Regions from separate parts of the Mus musculus genome. Here regions 2 and 3 are each linked to region 1. The links are chromatin loops, found by intact Hi-C in ENCODE. Cell type or tissue: heart. All regions are shown on one strand. Links, peaks and the distances in the headings refer to the core of each region. The heading gives the core; the rest is flanking DNA. Region 1 overlaps Nbea (neurobeachin). Region 2 has its middle 98 kb from the start of Tm4sf1. Region 3 has its middle 47 kb from the start of Gm32237.

Evidence for each region. A loop is a pair of places that touch in the nucleus more often than their neighbours do. Peaks named below come from ENCODE experiments on the same cell type or tissue, not always from the same donor. Only the 100,000 strongest peaks of a DNase experiment are listed, where the experiment ranks them.
Region 2: it touches region 1 in a loop (4-fold over the local background); 3 of 42 quality-filtered maps call a loop at or near these places.
Region 3: a loop joins it to region 1, with 4 times the contacts of the local background. A loop is called at or near these places in 2 of 42 quality-filtered maps.

What each region holds. Positions count from the first base shown.
Region 1 is chr3:56,074,545-56,082,863 of GRCm38, forward strand. It overlaps Nbea (neurobeachin), which reads right to left. Exons shown (of 58, transcript NM_030595.1): 7 at 7,828-7,947; 8 at 5,315-5,461. Among named protein-coding and RNA genes, the nearest start is that of Nbea, 100 kb to the right of the region's middle. In heart, for the core only: a CTCF peak has its summit at 4,840 (motif pointing right); no DNase peak of the experiment used is centred there.
Region 2 is chr3:57,200,191-57,208,509 of GRCm38, forward strand. No RefSeq gene overlaps it. Among named protein-coding and RNA genes, the nearest start is that of Tm4sf1, 98 kb to the right of the region's middle. In heart, for the core only: CTCF peaks have their summits at 4,102 (motif pointing left) and 4,305; no DNase peak of the experiment used is centred there.
Region 3 is chr3:56,647,601-56,655,919 of GRCm38, forward strand. No RefSeq gene overlaps it. Among named protein-coding and RNA genes, the nearest start is that of Gm32237, 47 kb to the right of the region's middle. In heart, for the core only: a CTCF peak has its summit at 4,308 (motif pointing left); no DNase peak of the experiment used is centred there.

The DNA of each region.
Region 1 (8,319 bases), core at 276-8,275:
ACAGATTGGGAAAGGATCTTTACCTATCATAAATCAGATAGGGGACTAATATCCAACATATATAAAGATCTCAAGAAGGTGGACCTCAGAAAATCAAATAACCCATTAAAAAATGGGGCTCAGAACTGAACAAAGAATTCTCACCTGAGGAATATCGAATGGCAGAGAAGCACCTGAAAAAATGTTCAACATCCTTAATCATCAGGGAAATGCAAATCAAAACAACCCTGAGATTCCACCTCACACCAGTCAGAATGGCTAAGATCAAAAAACCAGGTGACAGCAGATGCTGGCGTGGATGTGGAGAAAGAGGAACACTCCTCCATTGTTGGTGGGATTGCAGGCTTGTACAACCACTCTGGAAATCAGTCTGGCGGTTCCTCAGAAAATTGGACATAGTACTACCGGAGGATCCAGCAATACCTCTCCTGGGCATATATCCAGAAGATGCCCCAACTGGTAAGAAGGACACATGCTCCACTATGTTCATAGCAGCCTTATTTATAATAGCCAAAAGCTGGAAAGAACCCAGATGCCCCTCAACAGAGGAATGGATACAGAAAATGTGGTACATCTACACAATGGTGTACTACTCAGCTATTAAAAAGAATGAATTTATGAAATTCCTAGCCAAATGGATGGACCTGGAGGGAATCATCCTGAGTGAGGTAACACATTCACAAAGGAACTCACACAATATGTACTCACTGATAAGTGGATGTTAGCCCAAAACCTACGATACCCAAGATATAAGATACAATTTCCTAAACACATGAAACTCAAGAAAAATGAAGACTGAAGTGTGGACACTATGCCCCTCCTTAGAAGTGGGAACAAAACACCCTTGGAAGGAGTTACAGAGACAAAGTTTGGAGCTGAGATGAAAGGATGGTCCATGTAGAGACTGCCATATCCAGGGATTCACCCCATAATCAGCATCCAAACACTGACACCATTGCATACACTAGCAAGATTTTATCGAAAGGACCCAGATGTAGCTGTCTCTTGTGAGACTATGCCGGGGCCTAGCAAACACAGAAGTGGATGCTCACAGTCAGCTAATGGATGGATCATATGGCTCCCAATGGAGGAGCTAGAGAAAGTACCCAAGGAGATAAAGGGATCTGCAACCCTATAGGTGGAACAACATTATGAACTAACCAGTACCCCGGAGCTCTTGACTCTAGCTGCATATGTATCAAAAGATGGCCTAGTCGGCCATCACTGGACACTCAAAATTTATATGCCCCAGTACAAGGGAACGCCAGGGCCAAAAAGGGGGAGTGGGTGGGTAGGGGAGTGGGGGTGGGTGGGTATGGGGGACTTTTGGTATAGCATTGGAAATGTAAATGAGCTAAATACCTAATAAAAAATTAAAAAAAAAGAGTTTTGAATATACAAACTGTTGAGTAATAGGTGTACTTTGTATTTTGAATTAAGACAATTCATTTGTACTCATAAATTTATAATCTCCATTTGAAAAGGCTCAGATGTACACAGACTTTCATAACTCAGTATGATAGTTTCTCATTCCTTGCCCACAATTAGAGATATTTCTTGTATAAATGTCAGACTTTGGTGTAGGTACACCACACCCTATATTAGGAAACTAGTTGTAGAGGAATTCAGTGGCTTGGGATTTCTACTTATTTTTACCTCTGTTATATATTTAAAAAAATGTCAAGAAAGAACAAAATGATAAATTTCTAATTTACAAAGCTGCTCAACACAATGCTGGCTCCTTTCTTAGAGGAAGAACTACTTAATATTTAGATCTTGCTCTTTCTCTCATGTGTTGTGAAGGTGTTCCTATTAATTCTGAAATTATAATAGTGATACTAGGTTTATACTTAATATATGGTATAAAAATAATGTAATTTATCATCTCACCTTCATTTATATTTTTTGTTACTATTATTTAATATCATTTAACTAGTGCTAAAAAAAAAGGTACTTCACAGGGTGGCAAGATGGTTAAGCACTGAAGAGCATTTGTTTATGGGGTCCTGGTTTCGGTTCCCAGAACCCAAACAGCAGCTCAGAAACATCTGCAATTCCATTTCCAAGGGATTCAATGACCTCTTTGGGCCTCCTTGGGCACCAGGTACAGACATGGTATACATATGTACATGCAGAGAGAGAGAAAAAGAGAGAGGAGAGACAGAGAGACACAGAAACACACAGAGAGAGATTTTTAAAAAGGAAAAGTTAACAAATATTTTACGGTCATGGCAAAGAAAGACAGAAGGCTAGATACATATAAGCCAAAAATATTAAGATTCCAATGAAAAGTTAATACATGGCAGAGCAAGAGTTGAAGGAAAAGGGAGGATTTGCAGACAAGTAGATGAAAATAATCATCCAGAGTGAGATGTTCAAGACAAAGAAAGACAAATATGGGATGTATTTGGTTTTATATGGATATTAGCTGTTAATTCAATGATAACCAAGCTACAATCTGTAGAACTATAAAGGTTAGGTATAGAGAAAGGGGCAAGGAGGGGTCAGGTAGATCTTGTTAGGAAAGAGAAATACAATGAATACTTATGGGAGGATCAGTGAGAGGGGAGGGGAATGGGAGATGAGGGAGGGGTTATGTGAAGAGGCAGCTAAAATTAAAGGCCACTTGAGGGGTATTATGAAAACCTAATGTAGTAGAAGCTTCCCTAAAATATATACATGAAGGTGATCTACATAAAATCTCCAAGTAATGGGGGAGACAGAGTCCCAACAGGCATCTCTTGTCACCAAATAGAGCTTTGGCTACCAGGATTGGTTTACATCTAATTGAGTTCTTAGCCAATGGAGTCCTATGGAAATTCCCAAACAACACAGGCTGTTGCCAAACTTTATGTTGCCACAAACTAACATCAAGACCCATTACTGAAGACAACACCCACAAAACTCATTGACCACGGTGAAGGTAAACTGCTGCATACACAGAGCTTTCACCCCGGTGTGTTCTACCATCACTGGTACAAGTAGGGACTCTGTATACTATCAAAAGATAAATGTAAATGCCAAACCATCTACAAAATCACCGATCAACAATGGTGTCCTGCCTGAAAGATACGCTGGAGCAATTGTGTCACAAAGTATGCTCTATCATATAGAATCTATCATGCCCAACACTGCTTGGGTGACTGAGAACCGGAGAATATAAAGAGACCAGCATCCTAGGGGAAAACCAAATATTAATCTTCTTCAAAAAAAAGTAGTAATAAAATAACTGCTAATGACAATCTGCTATACTCATAGATCAGGGTCTCTTGCTCAGCCACCATTAGAGAAATTTCCTCCTACAGAGAATGGAAAGAAATGGTGTTCCACAGTCAGACATTATGCAGAGTGTGAGATACCTTAGAACACTTAGTCCTAATAGACTATCTCCATCAAATCCTTCCTCTCAGAGCTCAGGGAACCCTGCAGGAGAGGAGGAGGAAAGAATACAAGACCCAGAGTAGATGGAAGACACCAAGAAAACAAGAGCCTATCAATCAACAAGATCAAAGCTCCTATGAGCTCAAAAGGACTGAGCCAGCATGAATAGTGCCCAAACACCAGATTCTTTGTGCTTATCTTATGGCTTCCAATTTAGTGGTTTTATGGGATTCCTGAGTATGGAAGCAAGTCTTTCTCTGAGAGTTAGGCCTTCTCTTGGGCTCTTTTCCTTGTTTGTCTTCTCCAAATCTGATGTTAACTATTGTTTTATCTTATTTCATTTTATTAGTATCTCTTAGAAGCCTGTTTTCTAGTGTGAGAAAGGGAGTGAATCCAGAAGGGAGGGGAGGTGGGAGCAACTGGGAAGAGTAGAGGGACAGGAAGCAGTATTCAGGATATATTATGTGAGAAAGGAATTTATTTTCAATAAAAGGAAGGTGAATGGGGGTGTGGTATAAGGGGTAAAATGACTATACTAAAACCAGTTGTTACCTAGGCCTAGTGAAACAAATAAAACTAAATGGATACAAGATAGCAACATGTAATGTCACTGTGACACAAAACAGAAAGACTGCTGTAAGTATTTTGGTTATTAAAATCACTGGGAACACTAAGATCTTTTAAAGAATAATTTTGTTATTTCTATGTCTAAACTAAAATAATAAAACAGAAATATGAATATAAAAAGGTTTTAAAAGTATATTTTAATATTTATTGTTACTCTTCCATAACAAACTTCCCATTAATTTAAACATTAAACTTTTTAAAAAGCAGCAACACTTTAAATTATGGCATGTGCTCCTCAAACATTGTCAACTTTGATTTGTTTGATTGTTCCTTTGTTGTTTTTTGAGACAGAGTTTCTCTGTGTAGTAGTGGCTATACTGGAGCTCACTCTATAGACCAGGCTTGCCTGGACCTCAGGGATCCACTTGTCTCTGCCTCACAAGCTCAGAGATTAAAGGCGTGCGCCACCAATGCCCATCTCAGCTTGGATTTATACTGTATAATATTGTCTCGCCTCCAAATAGTCTGAAACTGTACAACTCCAAATGTGATTTTAAAAAGTCTACCCGTACTTACCAAGTGTGTTCATTAAAAACTAATTCATAGGAGTGAATGCTGTATCTTGCCTAAAATGTACCAATTTCAAAGCAAAATAGAGATCAGAATCATCAGTCAGTGTCACTGGCTTTGTGACATGAGCACCCTTATTACCCCATTCTTACCCACTGCAAGGGACAATTAAATGCAAATGTATGAAATGAATTCCCTCAGTCTGACACAGCATTTGACACTCTTTCTTTTTCTAAATCTCTGATCCATAGATAGCATCCCTTTTGACAAGTCATTTGATGAAAGGCTTGTTTGTGTATTTTATGTGTAGGTGTAAGCATACCAAAAGAGGGCAGCAGATACCACTATGGATGATTGTGAGCCACTATCTGTTTGATGAGAAATGAGCACAGAACCTTGGGAAAAACAGTAAGTGTTCTGAACAGTTGAGTCCTGGACAAGGCATTTTGAATGATCATAATACAATGTACATATTTCAAACTCTGAGATTTCAAATACCACTTAAATAAGCAATGTACTCAAATTTGTTTTTCAGAATTGATAACTAAAAGCATGTCTAAAAATAAAAAGGTTTTCAGAATTGATAACTAAAGGCATGCCCGAAAAATGAAAAGTTCATGAAAAATAATAATTAAAAAGAGAAGAGCAGATGAAAAGGAACATCACAGTAAATATCAAAAAGTTGGTATGACAATTACCCACATTGAACAAAGATTCTCACTAAATACAGTAGTGTGAAAGCAGGTTATACAACAAGACCTTTGCTGAGAACTTATATCAATGCAGTCATTCCTACCTTATAACCAGGTCCTAATTGATGAACTGCAAATATCTGTGCTGGGTTAAGAGCTTCACTGAACACATACACAGCCCCAAGCTGGCCACAGAACACCCTATTGGCATCAGCAGTTTCTGAAGATCCAAGAAAGCACTTGTCATAGCTCTATTTTTAAAAGTCACAAAAAATAAGTTATTATTTTGTAGTGACAGAATATTTAAAATGCATTTCTTCATTAACAGAAACATTTAAGATACTAACAATAGTGAAAATGCTATTTTGGGTATTTTTCAAATGTTTCAATAATAAAAGTAAATAAACAAGTTTTAGAAAATAAAATCAGTTAAATAGAAGTTAAGAGCACAACCATCCATCACACCCTCAGACCTGACCACCTTTTCAAATTGTAGCAATAACGACAAAGATTGTGTAATTGTTTATAACTGAATTTTGTAATTCAGAAACAAAATGTGTTTACTGAAGCAAAGATAATTTTAAATTGCTAATAATTCACAACTGATCAAATTTAGAGAGAAAATAAATCAAAAGAATGACTTTGCCAAATCTTAACTATAAAACCATAGGAATAGATTTTTTTAAAATTCTACTTCATTTCTCAATATGGATGAATAGGCAACCCCCATTTTCTGCACTAAATAAGCAAGAATGAAGAAAATCAGTTTGTTCTGCATAGGGATTATATAGAAGCAAAAACAATGATTCACTATCTCGCGAATATTATTCACCTAAAGGATCTTTCATCTAGAAAGCCTGGCACACCTACATCCTTTCAACACCAGCCAAGGAAGGCAAAGACAGTAGGTACTAACCACTATCCTCTCTTGTCACCACAGGATATCCCACACTTTAATTTGAATAAACACACTAATATTCAGCTATCAAACTAGACAGAGTCATAGAGAAATCGATCACTACATAGGTCTGTCAAATATGAGATCCCATTTGTGCTTCATACAATAGCAAAAAAAAATAGTAGTAAGGTGAATGGAAGAGAAAAACAAGAACTTATCGTTCAACATGTGTAATTTAAACTGTGCAAACTAAAAATTACTATTACGTAAAGAATGTGTACAAGACCAGGCTTCCCTGTTTCTTGAAATACTATCACAGAGAATTTTAAATCTTGGTTTTGTTTTGTTTTGTTTTAAATACTGTCTTTTCAGCTAATGTCAGCAACAAAACTATAGGGGCTTCCTTCCTTCGTATATTAGTAATAAACTACATCCTCCTGCAGTATCAGAGAACAGATAGGAAGCCAAATTTCATTTCTGTGTTTTCATTTGCCTTTGAGTCTGTTGGGCAGTAAAGCAAGTTTGCCCTATAAAGGCACGGGCAGGAACTTTCTAGAGTTCTGTGTGCTCCATGCAGCTTCTGTGCATATTTGTATTTGATTTGATTTGTTGTTGTTGTTGTTGTTGTTGTTGTTGTGCCTTTTAAAAAATGTTCTTAGTGAAAATCCAAGACTCTTGGCTTTCAGATCATGCAAACAACAAGGTAAAGTCAACTTGGCTGGGCAGGACAGCTTGTCACCCACAGATCTACAAAGAGACTCGAGACAATGTAAAATGTCCTATCATTTAAAAGAAAACAGAAAAAGAGAATACATTACAACCTCTGCTCTGTGAAAGTGATTAAGATTAGAGAAGTTGCAGACAAAACTTATAAATAGATTTAGTTGTTTGTTTTTCATAATTGTCATAAGCAGGTATTCTGGAACAATAATCTATCACTGGCCCTAGTGATTCTTTAGGTACTACAAACCACATTTTGCTTTGGCCCTAAAATGCCAGGAGGAAGGAAAGGGAAACCGCAAACTATATAAATGCAAGCATTCTTTAGATTTCAACCCTATGTCTTCTCTATCTAGGATCCAGTGTCACCTGCTCCAACACAGACATACAAAGTGAAGAAATTATCTCATCCACCATGACAAAGCATCCTGAATGTGATCTGCCTTCTGCTTTCAGAGCCCTTTAATGTCATGAAATTATCATCACTGCAGCCAGATTGAGGGGTTTTTTGCTTTAGTTTTGATTTTTAGACATGGTTAGCTCTGACTGTCCTGAATCCCACTTTGTAGACCAGGCAAGTATTGAACTCAGAGATGCACCTGCCTCTGCCTCCCTGATTGCTGGGATTAAAAGTGTCCACCACCATAGCGGACATGCTGAGATTTTTACAATATAATCTTGAGAGGCTTTTTATCCTGGGTCAGACTGCAAGCCCAGACCTGTGTTTGCATATGAGGCACTTACATGACTTGACCCTTGTGTATCACATAACCACATTCTATTTTAACTTTATCCAGATCATTAAATCATGTGTCTGAAACAGTCTACACACTATATTAAATAATTAAATATAAATTATATAAATATAAATTAACTTAAGAATTTTATATAAACTAATAAAACCTCAAACAAAATTTTGGATGTTTCTACCAAATGGTCATTATTTATATTACAGTGAGAGACCATACTATAAAATATGTTTAAAAAATTTAAACTTACATCATTTGTGTTAACATGCCAAGCCATGTCACCATAGGATACCAGCTGGCCATTAACATAACAACGGATCTCACTGTTCCTCCATCGATTGTAGATGTGGACGATGCTGATCATGTACCACTGCAATGCAACAACTAAGATGTCAAAGGTCATGAGCAGTTACTACTGTATAAAATGCAGTCAAACCTTTGCACATCCCTCTAAGAGATCTCGAGTACTGTATACCTCATGTCCCTTCCTCCCATTTCTTATGGCCCGGGTAAAGTACAGGTCAAGGAGCACCCATCCCCCAACACTGAGACAGAGGTGTAAGAGCAGCAACTGCTTATGAGCTGCTTATGAACACAACACTTGAAGGCAATCATAGAAGAATCACTATGAGTGAATAAACTTTTTATCAAACATTCAGGACTAATAGGAAATACTGAATGAACAAGAGGAAAAGAATGTTGCAATGTAATTTTTTACATTCATGTATTCATATATATTTTT
Region 2 (8,319 bases), core at 80-8,079, 1.1 Mb after region 1:
TTTCTCCACATTCTTGCCAGCATCAGCAGTCACCTGAAGTTTTGGTCTTAGCCATTTTAACTGGTGTGAGGTGGATTTCAGGGTAGTTTTGATTTGCATTTCCTTGATGCCTAAGTTTATTGAACATTTCTTTAGGTGCTTCTTGGCCATTTCATAATCCTCAGTTGAGAATTTTTGTTTAGCTCTGTGCCCCATTTTTTGATAGGGATATTTATTTCTCTGGAGTCTAACTTCTTGAATCCTTTGTATATATTGGATATTAGCCCTCTATCAGATGTAGGATTAGTAAAGATTTTTCACAAACTTTTTGTTGCCATTTTGTCTTCTTGACAGTGTCCTTTGCCTTGCAGAAGCTTTGCAATTTTATGAGGTCCCATTTGTCGATTCTTGATCTTACAGCACAAGCCATTGCTGTTCTATTCAGGAATTTTCCCCCTGTGCCCATATCTTCGAGGTTCTTCCACACTTTCTCCTCTATAAGTTTCATTGAATTGGGTTACATTGAATCTGTAGACTGATTCAGCAAGATGGCCATTTTTACTATGTTGATCTTGCCAATCCATGAACATGAGAGATCTTTCCATCTTCTGATATCTTTTTAAATTTCTTTCCTCAGAGACTTCTAGTTCTTGTCATACAGATTTTTCACTTGCTTAGTTAGTGTCACCCCAAGGTATTTTATATTATTTATGACTATTGTGAAGGGTGTTGTTTCCATAATTTCTTTACCAGCCTGTTTATCCTTTGTGTAGAGAAAGGCCACTGATTTGTTTGAGTTAATTTTATATCCAGCCACTTTGCTGAAGTTGTTTATTGGGTTTAGTAGTTCTCTGGTGGAACTTTTGGGGTCACATAAGTTTACTATCATATCATCTGCAAATAGTGATATTTTGACTTCTTCCCTTCGAAATTTGTATTCCTTTGATCTCCTTTTGTTGTCTAATTGCTCTGGCTAGAACTTCAAGTACTATATTGAATAGCTAGGGAGAGAGTGGGTAGCCTTGTCTAGTCCCTGATTTTAGTGGGATTGCTTCCAGTTTCTCACCATTTAGTTTAATGTTGGCTACTAGTTTGCTGTATATTGCTCTTATTATGTTTATGTATGAACCTTGAATTCCTGATCTTTCCAAGACTTTTATCATGAAGGGGTGTTGGATTTTGTCAAATGCTTTCTCAACATCTAATTAAATGATCATGTGGTTTTTTTTTTCTTTGAGTTTGTTTATATAGTGGATTATGTTGATGCATTTCCATATATTGAACCATCCTTGCATCCCTGGGATGAAGCCTAATCGATCATGTTGTATGATCGTGTTGATATGTTCTTGGATTTGGTTTTCAAGAATTTTATTGAGTATTTTGCATCGATATTCAGAAGGGAAATTGGTGTAAAGTTCTGTTTCTTTGTTGGGTCTTTGTGTGGTTTAGGTATCAGAATGAATTGGGTAGTGTTCCATCTGTTTCTACTTTGTGGAATAGTTTAAAGAATATTGGTATTAGGTCTTCTTTGAAGGTCTGATAGAATGCTGCACTAAACCCATCTGGTCCTGGACTTTTTTGGGGAGCGGGGGATACAACGAATGACTGCTTTCATTTCTTTAAGGGTTATGGAACTGTTTAAATCATTTATTTGTTTCTAATTTAATTTGGTACTGGGTATCTATCTAGAAAATTGTCCATTTCATCCAGATTTTCCAGTTCTGTTGAGTATATGCTTTTGTCGTAGGATCTGGTGATTTTTTTTGGATTTCCTCATCTTCTATTATGTCTCCCTTTTCATTTCTAATTTTGATGATTTGTATACTGTCTCTGTGCTCTCAGGTTAGCCTGACTAAGGGTTTATCTATCTTGTTGATTTTCTCAAAGAACCAGCTCCTGCCTTGGTTGATTCTTTGTATAGTTATTTTTTTTCTTTCTTTCTTTTTTTTTTCCTACTTGGTTGATTTCATCCCTGAGTTTGATTATTTCCTGCTGTCTACTTCTCTTTGGTATATTTGCTTTTTTTGTTGTTTTGTTTTTTTGTTTTGTTTGTTTGTTTGTTTGTTTTTGTTTTTGTTTTTGTTTTTGTTTTTGTTTTGTTTTGTTTTGTTTTGTTTTGAGACAGGGTTTCTCTGTATAGCTCTGGCTGCCCTGGAACTCACTTTGTAGACCAGACTGGCCCCGAACTCAGAAATCTGCCTGCCACTGCCTCCCAAGTGCTGGAATTAAAGGCATGCGCCACTACGCCTGGCTATTTGCTTCTTTTTGTTCTAGAGCTTTCAAGTGTGCAATCAAAATGCTAGTGTAAAAATTCTTTAATTTCTTTCTCTACTTTTTCCTTGATCAAGTTATCATTGAGTATACTGTTGTTCAGCTTCCATGTGTATGTGGGTTTTCTATTGTTATTGTTGCTACAGAAGTCTTAGTCCATGGTGATCTGATAGGCTTCTTGTATATTTATGGGCATGTCTTTCTTTAGGTTAGGGAAATTTTCTTCTATAATTTTGTTGAAGATATTTCCTGGCCTTTTGAGTTGAGAATCTTCTTTCTCTTCTATACCTATCATCCTTAGGTTTGGTCTTCTCATTGTGTTCTGGGTTACCTGGATGTTTTTGGTTAGAAGCTTTTTGCATTTTGCATTTTCTTTGACGGTTGTGTCAATGTTTTCTATGGTATCTTCTGCACCTGAGATTCTCTCTTCTATCTCTTTTATTCTGTTCGTGATGCTTGCATCTATGACTCCTGATCTCTTTCTTAGGTTTTCTATCTCCAGAGTTGTCTCCCTTTGTGGATTCTTTGTTGTTTCTACTTCCATTTTTAGATCCTGGATGATTTTATTCAATTTCTTCACCAATTTGGTTGTGTTTTCCTGTAATTCTTTAAGGGATTTTTGTGTTTCCTGTTTAAGGGCTTCTACCTGTTTACCTGTGTTCTCCTGTATTTCTTTAAGGGGGTTATTTATGTCCTTCTTAAAGTCCTCTATCAGCATCATGAAATTTGATTTTAAATCCAAATTTTGCTTTTCCAGTGTGTATGGGCATCCAGGACTTGCTGTGGTGGGAGAACTGGGTTCTGACGATGCCTAGTAGCTTTGGTTTCTGTTGGTAACATTCTTGTGCTTGCCTTTCTGGTTTATTGTGCTTTCCCATCTGATTATCTCTGGTGTTAGTTGGTCTTGCTGTTTCTGGCTAGAGCTTGTCCCTCCTGTGGGCCTGTAAGTCTGCATCAGCACTCCTGGGAGACCAGCTCTTTTGGTGGGACCTGTGTACCAAGGATTGTGGAACAGCTTTAGCTCCTGTTTGTAGACTGCAACCGGAAAAATCCTGTCCCAGCTGTTACACTGTTCCTGTGCCCTGTGTGCTCCTGGCCAGTCCTGCTTTGGACGGTTATTGGAGAGAAAATGGAGATCTCACCTCTGAGCCCAGGAGTGAGAGCTCTCCTGGGAGACCAGCTCTCTCCTGGAAGGCCCCGTGTACAGAGGACTGCGGAACAGCCTTAACTCTAGGTGCAGATGGCAACCAGAAGGATCCTGTCCCAGCTTCTCCCATGTTAGGGATGCAAAGTGAATAAATTATTGAAGAATAATAAATAAAATAAAATAAAATAAATAAAATTTTATTTTTTCTGGATTCAAGTGCTAAAGTCTTTAAGATAGGCCCACCAGAAGGGGATGAAATATCTACAAATATTTAGTTGTTATGTACTTTAATTTCAAATGTCTTAGAACCATTACAGTATGAAAAGTCAGAAATATAGAGATTCAATGTACAGCAGATTAATCTGTCAACAAATGAGAAGGTACCTCAGAAGAAACTGGAAGTGATACAAGTAAGGAGAGGAATTTCCTTCCCCTCCTGCAGATGAGATTGACCTAGAAAAAGACCTTGAATTTACTGCACAACTTCAGATATTAAATAGACAAGTAGAAAAGCTCTTGAGACAAAGGAGTTTATTCCCAAAACAAGAGAAAGGATATGGAGGAGGAAAAAGTTACTTCCTGAAACAAGAGGGAAGGTATAAAAGACAAAAACAAAAACAGTGTTTGGACAAGAGTTACACCAAGCTGAGCCCTTTCATTAAAAAAGAGATGTGTTTAATCATAGATCTTTGCTGCCACCTTGTGCCAGCATGGAGGAATTATTGCCTGGGTCTTAAAATAACACCTTAAGTGTTTTCAGTAACAAAGCATTAGATTCACGCAGATAGCATCCTCAAGGTTATGTTCAGATTGATTGGAAACCTATAGATGGGACAGATTTAAGGTGATTAAAAGATGCATTGTGAGACAGATAATAAACAATCGGGCTATGCAGAATAGAATTATACCACAGAGTGGAAGGATTTAATGACAGCTATATTAGAAGTTGGTCCTCAATTACAATGGCTTACATGGTGGAGAGAGGAATCAATGGCCACAGAACAATGTAATCAGGCTAAAGGAATATTTATAATAGGATCGTTTTTTAAGTGAAGGTCAATTTGCTGACTGACATATAGGTACAACTTGAGGATACCACTATAGCACAAGGGATTTTTTTTGTGCCTTTAAGGGCATAGGATAGAGTTGAGGACCAGGAAAAATGACTACATCTTTTGGTAAAATTATCACAAGTCCGGGAGGTGCTTACACTGACTTACTGCAAAGCTTAACTTCAGCAGTGCGAAGAACAATAGCAGATCCAGATATAAGAAAGGTGCTACTTGAATCTTTGGCTTTTGAACATGCAAATAACTATCATTAAAAATTCAACTTGCCAATCTAGATTAACGGAATAAAGCTGATGCTGATATTGTATATCAGCTGCATATAATACAACTTTAACTTGACAAGCCTTAGGTAACGGTCTTAACTCTCAGAAAACATGATGCCTTAACTTTGGAAGTTTGAACATTTTGAAAAAAGAATGTAAAAATTTGCATACTAAAGGAAATGACTCATTTCAAAATAATCAAAATATAACAGCAAGAATTTGGAATAAATGTGGAAAAGCCAGACATTGGGCTAATGACTGCCAATCAGTAGGAGATGTCTAAGGCAAATTTTTACCAGAGGATACCACAACTCAGAGAGCCCAACTCAGCACCCAAGAGCAAACAACATGAGCCAACAACATCCTGTCAGTAACAAAATAGCTCACAAAGAAGGCTAGAGAACATAAAGTCAGTATTAGAGATTTAGTGCATGGTATTACTGCTACAGATAGTGCTGCTTTTGACTCAGCAGTGGGTAAACATCTTACACTGTCTCCACAAATTAATTGTTATAAAATAGCTAGTGGTGTGTATGGTCTTTGTACAGAACCAGTAGGGATATTTTGGGAAGTAGTTTCACAGCTCTCAGGTTTATTGTACAGGCAGAACTAATAGATGAAGATTATCAATGTGAAACTAAATCATGGCTTATGTTAAGAAAACTATACAACTATAGCCAAGTGATAGGACTGCTCAATTATCATTACTTCCATATCACAAAGGTAAAGCAGCTTCAATAAATATGACAAGAAGATTTAGAAGTACTGGGAGGAAAGTATTTTGGCAAACTATCATTATTAATGAAAGACCAAAATTAAGGTTAATGGTAAATGATGTTGAAATTAAAGGTTTGATGGACACTGGGGTTACTGTGTTTATAATTTCTGAAAAACCGTGGAATCAAAATTGGCCATTTCGAGATGTCTCCACTCAGTTTATAGATTTTGGAACACATCTCATGTGAAGCAGTGTTGTTTGGATTAAATGTTTAAGGCCAGAAGGCCAAGTAGAAAAGTTAAAATTGTATGTGGCTGACATAACCATAAACCTATGGGGAAGGGGTTTATTAGAATAATAGGGAACTCAAATTAATATTCCTTCAATTTCAGAAACAGCCCATGAAATGGTGTTTTAAATGGTTTATAGTCCTGAAAAAGTTATTACAAAAATTATCAAGGATAATTATAGGTTATATAGGTTGTCAATAGACAGAACAAAACATGAATTGGCTTTGCAAATTTAGACTAGAGGCCACTGCTAATAATATGCCAATAGCCTTGCTTTTAAAATGGCTAACCAATATGCCTATATAGAGGCAGAGCAGTAGCCCTTAACAAAAGAAAAATTACAGTCACTTGAGCATCTGGTGCAAGAACAATTGGACATATTGAGGAGTCTACTAGTCCTTGAAATTCTCCTGTATTTGAAATAAAAAAGAAATCTGGACAATGGAGAGTGTTAACAGATTTAAGAGCTGTAAATAGAGTAATTCAGCCTATGAGTTCCTCACAGCTTTGAATTCCTTTACCTTCTATCTACCCAGAGTCAATATCTTGTGAAACAACCACTAAAAATAATTTGTAAATGATTTCCTCAGTGTATTATTTACCATTACATGGGTGATATTTTGTTAGGAAAAAATGTACACTGAAACAAGAAAGGTTGTTACCTTACTGAGTGCTACAGATTGCACCTGAAAAAATACAGAAAGAAAATTCTATAAACTATTTAGGATTTAAGCTGAGTCCACAAACAATTTCAACAAAACAATCAGATCAGAAGAGATAAATTACAAACTATTAGAGATTTTTTTAAAGTTATTGGGAAATACTAACTGGTGATACCCTCCTATTAGATTAATTACTCAAAAGTTAAGTAATTTGATTCAAAACCTGGAAGGTGATTTAAATGTAAACAGTGCAGGGAAATTAACAGCTGAAGCGGAAAAGAAAATAGCCCAGAGAATATGAGAAACCTATGTGGAGCGATTAGACCCTAAAATTAACTATACTTTAGTTATTTTACCCTTCATTCATTCTCATACTGGAATAATTGTGCAAAAGGAAAATAATATATTAGAATAAATTGTTAACACATAAACAAATTAGAAAATTTTAAAACCTATATAGAAAAAGTTTCTGAATTAATTATAAAAGGCAGTGCCAGCTCTGGGCCACCTTGGGCGTGAACTTGGAGGACAGTCCCACAGTCCCCAGAGGACTCTCCATGCCCCAGACGACCTAGCATGCCCAGGATCTTAAGATCACAGGTAAGTGGAATGCAACATCTGTCATAACAGAACTGGAAGTGCCTGGGGCCAGCAGGAGCAGGGACACAGGAGCCCTGCCTGCCCAGCGGCTCAGGTTTCTTCTGGTCTGTACAGGTCTACCTTGGATTCTAACACAACAGACAGCCCCACAGTACCCAGAGGAGGTACCACTTCCAGATGCCCTAATATGCCCAGGATCTTAAGATTCCAGGATCCCAGGAGTTTGGTCACACCAGGATATCAGGGTCTCAGAGGAAGCTTGACTGCCAAGAACTCTGACACTGAGTCTCAGGTTCACAGGATCCCAGAATCACAGGATAACAGAGATTGCTGGACTCTGCGGAGTTCTGACTGAACCAGGATTACAGTAAGGACAGGCTCTAATCAGATATATTGAGGGCAGCAAGCACTTCAGATAATCAGATAGCAGGAGGCAAGCATAAGAAGCAACTGAAACCAAGGTTACTTGGCATCATCAGAAACAAACTCTCCCACCATGGCAAGTCTAGTATACCCATCACACCAGAAAAGCAAGATATGGATCTAAAGTCACTTTTCATGATGATGATGGAGGACTATAAGAATAAAATAAATAACTCCCTTAAAGAAATACAGGAAAACACATCCAAGCAGGTGGAAGAATTGCACAAAACCATCCAGGATCTAAAAATGTAAGTAGAAACAATAAAGAAATCACAAAGGGAGACCACTCTGGAAATAGACCTAGGAAAGATGTCAGGAGCCATTGATGCAAACATAACCAACAGAATACAAGAGATGAAAGAAAGAATCTCAGGTGCAGAAGATACCATAGAGAACATTGATATAACAATCAAAGAAAATGCAAAATGCAAAAAGATCCTAACTCAAAACATCCAGGAAATCCAGGAAACAATGAAAAGACCAAACCTAAGGATAATAAGTACAGACGAGAAGGAAGATTTCCAACTTAAAGGGCCAGTAACTATCTTCAACAAAATTAGAGAAGAAAACTTCCCCAACCTAAAGAAGAAATGCCCATGAACATACAAGAAGCCTACAGAACTCCAAATAGTTTGGAACAGAAATGAAATTCCTCCCTTCACACAATAATCAAAACACTAAATTCACAAAACAAAGAAAGAACATTAAAAGCAGTAAGTGAAAAAGGTCAAGTAGCATATAAAGGCAGACCTATCAGAATTACACCTGACTTCTCCTCAGAGACTATGAAAGCCAGAAGATCCTGGGCAGATGTCATACGGACCAAAAAAGAACACAAATGCCAGCCCAGGCTACTATACCCAGCAAAACTCTCAATTATCATAGATGGAAAAACC
Region 3 (8,319 bases), core at 249-8,248, 570 kb after region 1:
GATGATTTGACATCATTGTAGAGAAGCAAACTTTCCACAGACCAATTATTCACATTATAGTTACCTCAAACTCACTGGGGCTCCCACAGTTGAGCCTACAAACGTAAGTATGATTTTGCTCCACATCAAGTTAGAAAACATCTCAATGAAAAGACAATATTTTTTAAATAATTTTTATTATATATTTTCCTCAATTACATTTCCAATGCTATCCCAAAAGTCCCCCATACCCTCCCCCCCACTTCCCTACCCACCCATTCCCATTTTTACTTACTAACACTGTGCTTTCTTATAGACTCCAAAAAGAAGAGAGTGTCTGAATTCCCATCAAGTAGAAAACATTGTCCTTAGCATTGAGTGGACCACAACTGTGTATATACACCTCAAAATACAGCCCTGTACAAAGCAGCTACTCCATAATCTTTGTTGAATTAAATATGTTGAAATACATGGAACAAGTAATATTTAATCTTGTTCTCAGAATTTTTTGGAGATGATTCTTTATTGGTCTTTATTTCACTCTCTCCTTTCTCTGCCTTCACCTCTTCCTCTTCTTTTTGAGTGTTCTCAGTACTCACATGCAGCCCAATACTATTTGTTGAAGGTTAATGCCAAATCTTTTTTTTTTTTTCTGGATGACTTTGTAAGATTTATTTTAGCTCTGTTCAGCATCAGTAGAGATACAGTTTAAGCATCTTTTTATTGCACACCAAAAAGCACTTTCTTTTTCAAACAGGCCTGGTAGCGACAAGGTCGGATCAGCCAGGAGGCCCACCATTAAGCACTGTTTTCCTCCACTGTCTCACTGTTGTCATGGCAATTCCTCATCAGGCTCCTGAGAACTCTCATCTCTTAGCTCCTCTTATCTCAGTGTGAGAGGTTGGAACTCTCTCTCTCTCTCCTTCCTTCCTTCCTTCCTTCCTTCCTTCCTTCCTTCCTTCCTTCCTCTCTCTCTCTCTCTCTCTCTCTCTCTCTCTCTCTCCTTCCTTCCTTCCTTCCTGTCTCTCTCTCTCTCTCTCTCTCTCTCTCTTTCTTTTGAGGATTTTGTTAGATATTTTCTTTATTTACATTTCAAATTTTATTCCCTTTCCCCATTTCCCCTCCCAAATCCCCCTCTATCCCATCCCCCCTTCCCTTGCTCACTAAACCACCCACTCCCATTCCTCTGTCCTGGGATTCTCCTATACTGGGGCATCGAGCCTTCACAAGACCAAGGGCCTCTCCTCTCATTAATGTCCTACAAGGCCATCCTCTACTACATATGCAGCTGGAGCCATGAGTCCCTCCTTGTGTATTCCTTGGTTGGTGGTTTAGTCCCTGGGAGCTCTGGGTGTACTGGTTGGTTCATATTGTTGTTCCTCCTATGGGGCTGCAAACCCCTTCAGCTCCTTGAGTCCTTTCTCTAGCTCCTTCATTGAGGATCCTGTGCTCAGTCCATGGATGACTGTGAGCATCCACTTAGTATTTGTTAAGCATTGACAGAGCTTCTTAGGAGACAGCTATATCAAGCTCCTGTTAGCAAGCACTTGTACTTTCTATAAGTCTCAAAAATAGTGAAAGGACAACAAAGGACAGAAGAGTATCCATACACATTTAGTGACTGGTTTACATGTTTATTTTTGTTGTTTTCTTAATTATGTGCATCTGTGCTTGTCTGGGTATGGGTATGTGCATGTGAGTGTTGAGTCTGTAAAGGCCAGGGAAGGATATTGGTTCTCTTGGACTGGAGTCACAAATGATGCTGAGCTGCCTGATGTTGGTGCCATGAACTTAACTCAGTTTTTTTTCATAAAAGTAATACATGCTGTAAACCACTTGTAATGGTTGTCAACTTGACTTCATCTGGAATTAACTAAAACTCCAAAATGGAGGGCACACCTGTGAGGGATTTTTGCTTGGGTTGCAGTAGGAAGATCCAGGTCTAATCTGGATCTTTGGGATAGGAAGACACAGTTTTAATCTAGATCATTTGAGGTGGGGAAAATCACCTTTAATCTGGATCTTGAGTATCTGATCTAGGAAAATCCACTTTTAATCTGGGATATGCCTTCTGTGAGTGCACACATGTGCACGAGCACACACACACACACACACACACACACACACACACACACATTTATTCTATAAGTTTTGTTATTCTAGAGAACCCTGACTAATACATCATTGAACCATCTCTCCAGCCTTCAGTTATTTATAACATGTTAAAGTTTTCATAAGAGAAAGATCCTGAGATGTATGGAGGATGTAGATATAGATGGGAAAAGCCCTTCATCACTAGAGAAGTAAGATTCTGGAATATTTTCAAAAATGTAAAAGCTGATATGAAACTAAGGTCTCCTGGCACGGATTTTGTCTCTCGGGCGTCACCTTGTGTCTCTCTGACAGTGTTGTGCTATACAAGCACCTCAGCCTTCCCTGTGTCCTCCCTGATTTCTATGTGTGGCCTGGGACTCAGGCTAGAGAGTGTTGATAGGACCACCCCAAGCTCCTTATCTGGGAGCAAGGACTTTGCTTCATTTGTCCTGTCTGCCTGTTTTGCCCTTGCTTGCTGTGGGAAATCCTTAGCCCAGCAAGCAAAATCCTTAGCCTCTCAAGATGTTGAACTTCAGCATTCTTGCTGGGTTCTGGTTAGAGAGCGGCAGACTGTGTCCTCCATCTCCCATCTGTGGTGAGGGACACAATCATGCTGTATTCTAATATACTGTTGGATTTGGTCAAAGAATTGTCAGGTTACATGGCAGACAGGCTAAAGTTATAAGGATAAGTCTTATTTTCCCTTTCTATCATTAAGCTAAAGAAAATTAAGGGCAGTTCGATGGCTACTTACATCAGATTCTTTTTACCACTGGAGATCAACAATGGCTTTGGTTCTGGAGATGGGGACATGGTTTGCAGAGGACCAGGAACATTCATGTGGGCCTTGGAGTTTTCAGACGTTATACTTAGATGTCCATATATTGTTCTTCTGTATTCAGTAGCATTGCCAATTTCCAGTGCTTGGCCACAGGTACCATAAAGGCCTGCTCTGATCTTTTTTCCTTCTGGCTGATGTTCTGTTACTGATACAGAAGGCAAAGGAAACACATAAGATTATTTATTTAATATATTTTTTTGTGTGTAGGTGTTTTGCCCTTCATGTATGTCTATGTATCATGTATGCACAATACCTACAGAGATCATAAGAAAACATTAGACAACCTAGAAATAGAGTTACAGATGTTTGTTAGGCACCATGTGGATTCTGTGAAGAAAATCTGAGTCCTCTGGAAGAGCACTCAGATCTCTGAGTCTTCTTTCCAGCTGCCAGCATTTTTTTTAAATAAGGGACTTTTGTAATTTCATAATTAGAGAATCCACAGAAAGTGGGAACCATCTCAGGTGGTTGATACCAAGAAAAGGGTCCAAGAGAACACTTTGCATATTTTTTATAGAATAGCTGAAATATATTTAGTAACATTTCAGAAAGTGTTAGAAATTCTGTCTTAATATCAACCCAAATTTCATCCAACAATTCTTGATGTAATCCAAAAAGGAAATTTAAGATCAAATATTTAATGCAATATAATATAAAAATATACCAGTTTGATATTTGCATGGTAAGGAATGAGTGTGGAGAACAGAAATCTGTCTTTCTGCAATTAAACAGTTATGTTTATTAAACAGTAAAACCCTTTGAACATATAATAAAAACACTGCAATCCTTAATGTACAATAATTTCAAATCTGCACTGAAGTATTTGGAACAGCACTGCCTTGAGCTGTTACCACTGACTGGGGTCATGCGAACTGGGCATGTTTTATGCTCAGAACCAAGGCTGTCGTGAAGTCACCTGTGGCAGCACTCATGACTGTTTCCAGGGACAACCCACATTCAGTGCACTTTTGACTTTAAATTCATTTTTGGTCATTGCATATCTTGAAATCTGTCCTTTGCCAAATTTTTATGAGCCATCCCCATTCATTTATATATCCTATGGGGTCACATCTCAGAGTTTAAAGAGCTGTGGATTAGAGGTTTTCATGTATTTAAGTGCCAGGCCCTAGAATCTCCCCTTTGTTGTTTTAGGTTAACATATTTTCTTGTATTAACTAGCCTTTAGAACAGGTCCTCCAGCAGGGTGATGTTGAGATTGGCTGGTCCCACATTTGTGTGACTGAGTTGGGCAGACAGTGTCTGTTCTAAGAATGTGAGACTGAGGGAGGAGGGGCTTCTCTTTCAGGACAACTCCTTGGAGGGAAAGCTGGGAAAGAGCTGAAGAAAGAAAAGTAAAAGAATTACCAGGTAACAGTGCCCTCTTCAGATGGTTCAGAATGAAGTCATGCCTAGAAGTCCAAGGCAAGTTTAGTTCCTTCCCTGCCTTCTGTTCACCAAAACCACCCTCAGAAATAGGGTTTGAGGACATGGTGGATTAACTAAGCACTGAATGTTTGGTTTGAAGACTTAATCATCACATCGGATATTGCCCCCCTGAGAACTGTATTTAATTCCCAAACAATGGGCCAAGACAAGTGCTCTTCAAAGTAACCAAAAGTAAGCAACCACTTGCTTGTAGCCCCACAATGAAACAATGAGCATTCAAGTCCTGACGATTTCTGTTAGGATTATACCTGGATTCCTAACCTCATTGATCAAACTTTTGGCTCCTTGTGATTTTGTAGCAATAAACTCAGAAGATGTTATTTCTTATACATTTGCTAAGTTGGCTTTGAGGAAAATCTGTCTGCTATCTTTGTGAAAAACAAGTTTGAGTATTGCAACTCTAAAAAACTGACAGAGTGCCTAAACGTAGTTAGGTCTATACATATGCAAAAGCTACAGTCCACTCAGTGTGATCTGTTCTGAAAAGCCCATAATATTTTGCTATAGAACTTATCTCTGTCTTTACTAAGCCCTCTGGCTGAAATGCCAGCATTTGGGTGTGGAGTGTGCTCTGTGAACTCTAAAGGGGTGTAAGAGGAAGAAGTGAGCTCACTCCTTAATGCACTTCACACTACAACACTGGTCTCCCTAACTCCTAGTCAGGAGGAGGTGAGATGATGTGTGTCCTTTAAAGGTCAGTTAAAAAAATCATGCAGCAAATTCTTGCCACTATATCCAGTAACATAGAAAATAAGAATGGTAACAACTTCTGGGTGATAGAATGCTTTTAATTGTCTTGTTTTCTTTGCTTTTATTTTTGCGTTGCTTGTTTTGTAGTCATTTGCACAAAATTGGTCATGTCTCTGAAAACCAAGTGTGTTTATATGTGTGTGTATGCATGCATCTGTACATATCATTATATCTGTGTGTATGCAAGCATGTACATATTTGTGTGCATAGATGTCTCTTTCGGTGTGTATCTATGCATGTATATGGGGGGGTGTTGTGTGTGTATGCATGTGTGCATGTGGTTTTGTGTATATCTTACTCTTATACTACAAGAAGCAAAACAAATACTTCATAATTTTTTAAAGAATTATTTATTTACTTTATGTATATAAGTGCACTGTAGCTGTCTTCAGACACACCAGAGGAAAGCACTAGATCCTCTTATAGACGGTTGTGAGCCACATGTGGTTGCTTGAACTTGAACTTAGGACCTCTGGAAGAACAGTCAGTGCTTTAGACTGCTGAGCCATCTCTCCAGCCCAATGCTTTATTTTTAATAACATAATTTTAAGGAGTGAATCCCAAGGAAGAGGAAGGAGAAAGGAGTGGAGTGAGGCAGAGAGGGAGAACAAGCAAACACAGTGGTCTGAGATTGCTGTCCTTCATGATGAAGGAGACATCACTACAGTTTCTCAATGGTTTCTTCAGACTAGAAAGGGAAATGATTTAATTAGCTTCCACAACCTGTTGATCAAAACTCACCTGCACAGTGTATTTATACTCTGTACTCCTCAGCTCCACATCTGGACTAGCACACATCTGTGACTATGAAGCTACCACAGGGAAGAGGTGGAGTCCTGGCACGGCCTTGGGGGAGAAGAAGTGACAGAAGGGAGGCTGTTGTAGGTGCTAGGTCTGGATGTTAAAGACCCAAGGGGTTGGAATGAGACATAAACACACAGACATAAGCACACATAAACACAGGTTGGCCTGGCTACTATAAAAGGGGCTACTTGTCCCCTCCTCTTGCTCTTACTCTTGCCTCTCTATTGTCTCTTACCCCCTTATTCCCCCTCTCTCCACATTCCCTTCTCTCTCTTTCCACGTAGTAATGATCAGCCTCTACTTCTCTACTCTCTCCTTCTCTCGGCCTTTCTCTGCCTCTACACTCTCTTAACTCCCCTCCTCATGCCATGAGTAAACTCTATTCTATACTATGCCATCATGTGACTGGTCCTTCATGAGGAAGGGATGCCTTGGCATGGGCCCACTAAGGAACCTCCTTCCCCCATACATTACCGCAACCTACAGAACATATCGTAATATTTCTTTCTCTCTTTTTTCTTGCTAATTTCTTTCTTTTTTTAAATTGTTAGATATTTTCTTTATTTACATTTAAATTTTTATCCTCTTCCCTTATTTCCCCTCTGAAAACCCCCCATCCCATCCTTTCTCCCCCTGCTCACTAACCCACCCACTCCTGCTTCTCTGTACTAGCATTCTCCTTCACTGAAGCATTGAGCCGTCACAAGACCAAGGTTGATGTCCCACAAGGCCATTTCTGCTACATAAGTGGCTGGAGCCTTGAGTGTGTACTCCATGTGTACTCTTTGGTTGGTGGTTTAGTCTCATATTGATGTTCCTCCTATGGGGCTGCAAACCCCTTCAGCTCCTTGGGTCCTTTCTATAGCTCCTCCATTGAAGACCCTGTGCTCAGTCCAATGGATGACTGTGATCATCCACTTCTGTATTTGTCAGGCACTGGCAGATCCTCTCAGGAGACAGCTATTTCAGGTTCCTGTCAGCAAGCAGTTGTTGGCATCCACAATAGTGTCTGAGTTTAATAACTGTATATGGGTTGAATCCCCAGGTGAGACAGTAACTTGATGGCCTTTCCTTCAGTTTCTGCTCCAAACTTTGTCTCTGTATCTCCTCCCATGAGTATTTTGTTCCCTCTTCTAAGAAGGACTGAAGTATTCACACTAAGGTCTTCCTTCTTGACCTTCATGTGGTCTATGAATTGTATCTTGGATATTCTGAGATTTTGGGCTAATATCCACTTATCAGTGAGTACATACCTTGTGTGTTCTTTTGTGATTGGGTTACCTCACTGAAGATATTTTTTAGTTCTATTTGCCTAAGAACTTTGTGAATTCATCATTTTTAATAGCTGAATTCGGTAGTCCTCAGTTGAGAATTCTTTGTTTAGCTCTGTACCCCATTTTTATTAGGATTATAAAAATCCTATAAATTATAAATTATAAATTAGGATTTATTTGATTTTCTGGAGTCTAATTTCTTGAGTTCTTTGTATGTATTGGATATTAGTCCTCTATTGGATATAGGGTTGGTTAAGATTTTTTTCCCAAACTGCTGGTTGCTGTTTTATCTTTCTCTTTTTATAATCACAACAATGACAAACACTTTTGTATCATGCTAAACCTGGATTTCTCGATTGGACAGTGAATGGATGTATGTTATATGTAAAAATAAGTGATGAGGTAAAAGTCCCGATGACACAAGGATGCACTTGGGAAGAGATTAAGTGGGTGTCTAGCAGCATTGGAGAACCACTATGTGACATCTGTGTCTGTTCCAGGGGTCTAGGTTGTTTTTCAAGGCTTATCACTTGCAATGAATTCATGTTTTTTAAATCTAAGCCCAAGAACATTTTTTTTTTAAGTTTAAACATCATCTGGCCCCCTTTTAGGCTTGATGAATTGTTTAAGAGATGTATATTGCTTCAGACGGGTTTTATTGCCAAGCTCACAGGATGTGAACTGCTTTGCATTTTCTTACAATGGTGAGTGATTAGCCTGTGACATGGCTTTAAAACAGAAGACAGCAAACAGGTTTAACTGGATTAAGAGAGAATGGTACTTTTTTATGTAGTTAGGCTGCTCCTAGGAATTAAAATATGCCTCCCCTGGATATGTTTTTCCATTGCGTAATATAATAAGCAAGAACATGGCAATGTTCCTTAGAAGAGAGGCTGACAATTTGTTCTGTGTCAATGGCAATATTCAGTGTTTTAGGTGGTTTCAGCTGGGTTTGCCAAGTTCTGAACAAATTTTTAAGTCAGTGCTTGTGGAATAGATTGTTTGGTCATTGACTGAACAGTAGGGAGAAAGTTTGCTGTTCTTGAAGTTGGTTTAATTTCCTATGACAAAGGCAAGTGGCTCAGAACATGTAGGTGCTTCTTGAACCAAGAGCCTCTTATTTATTTGTTT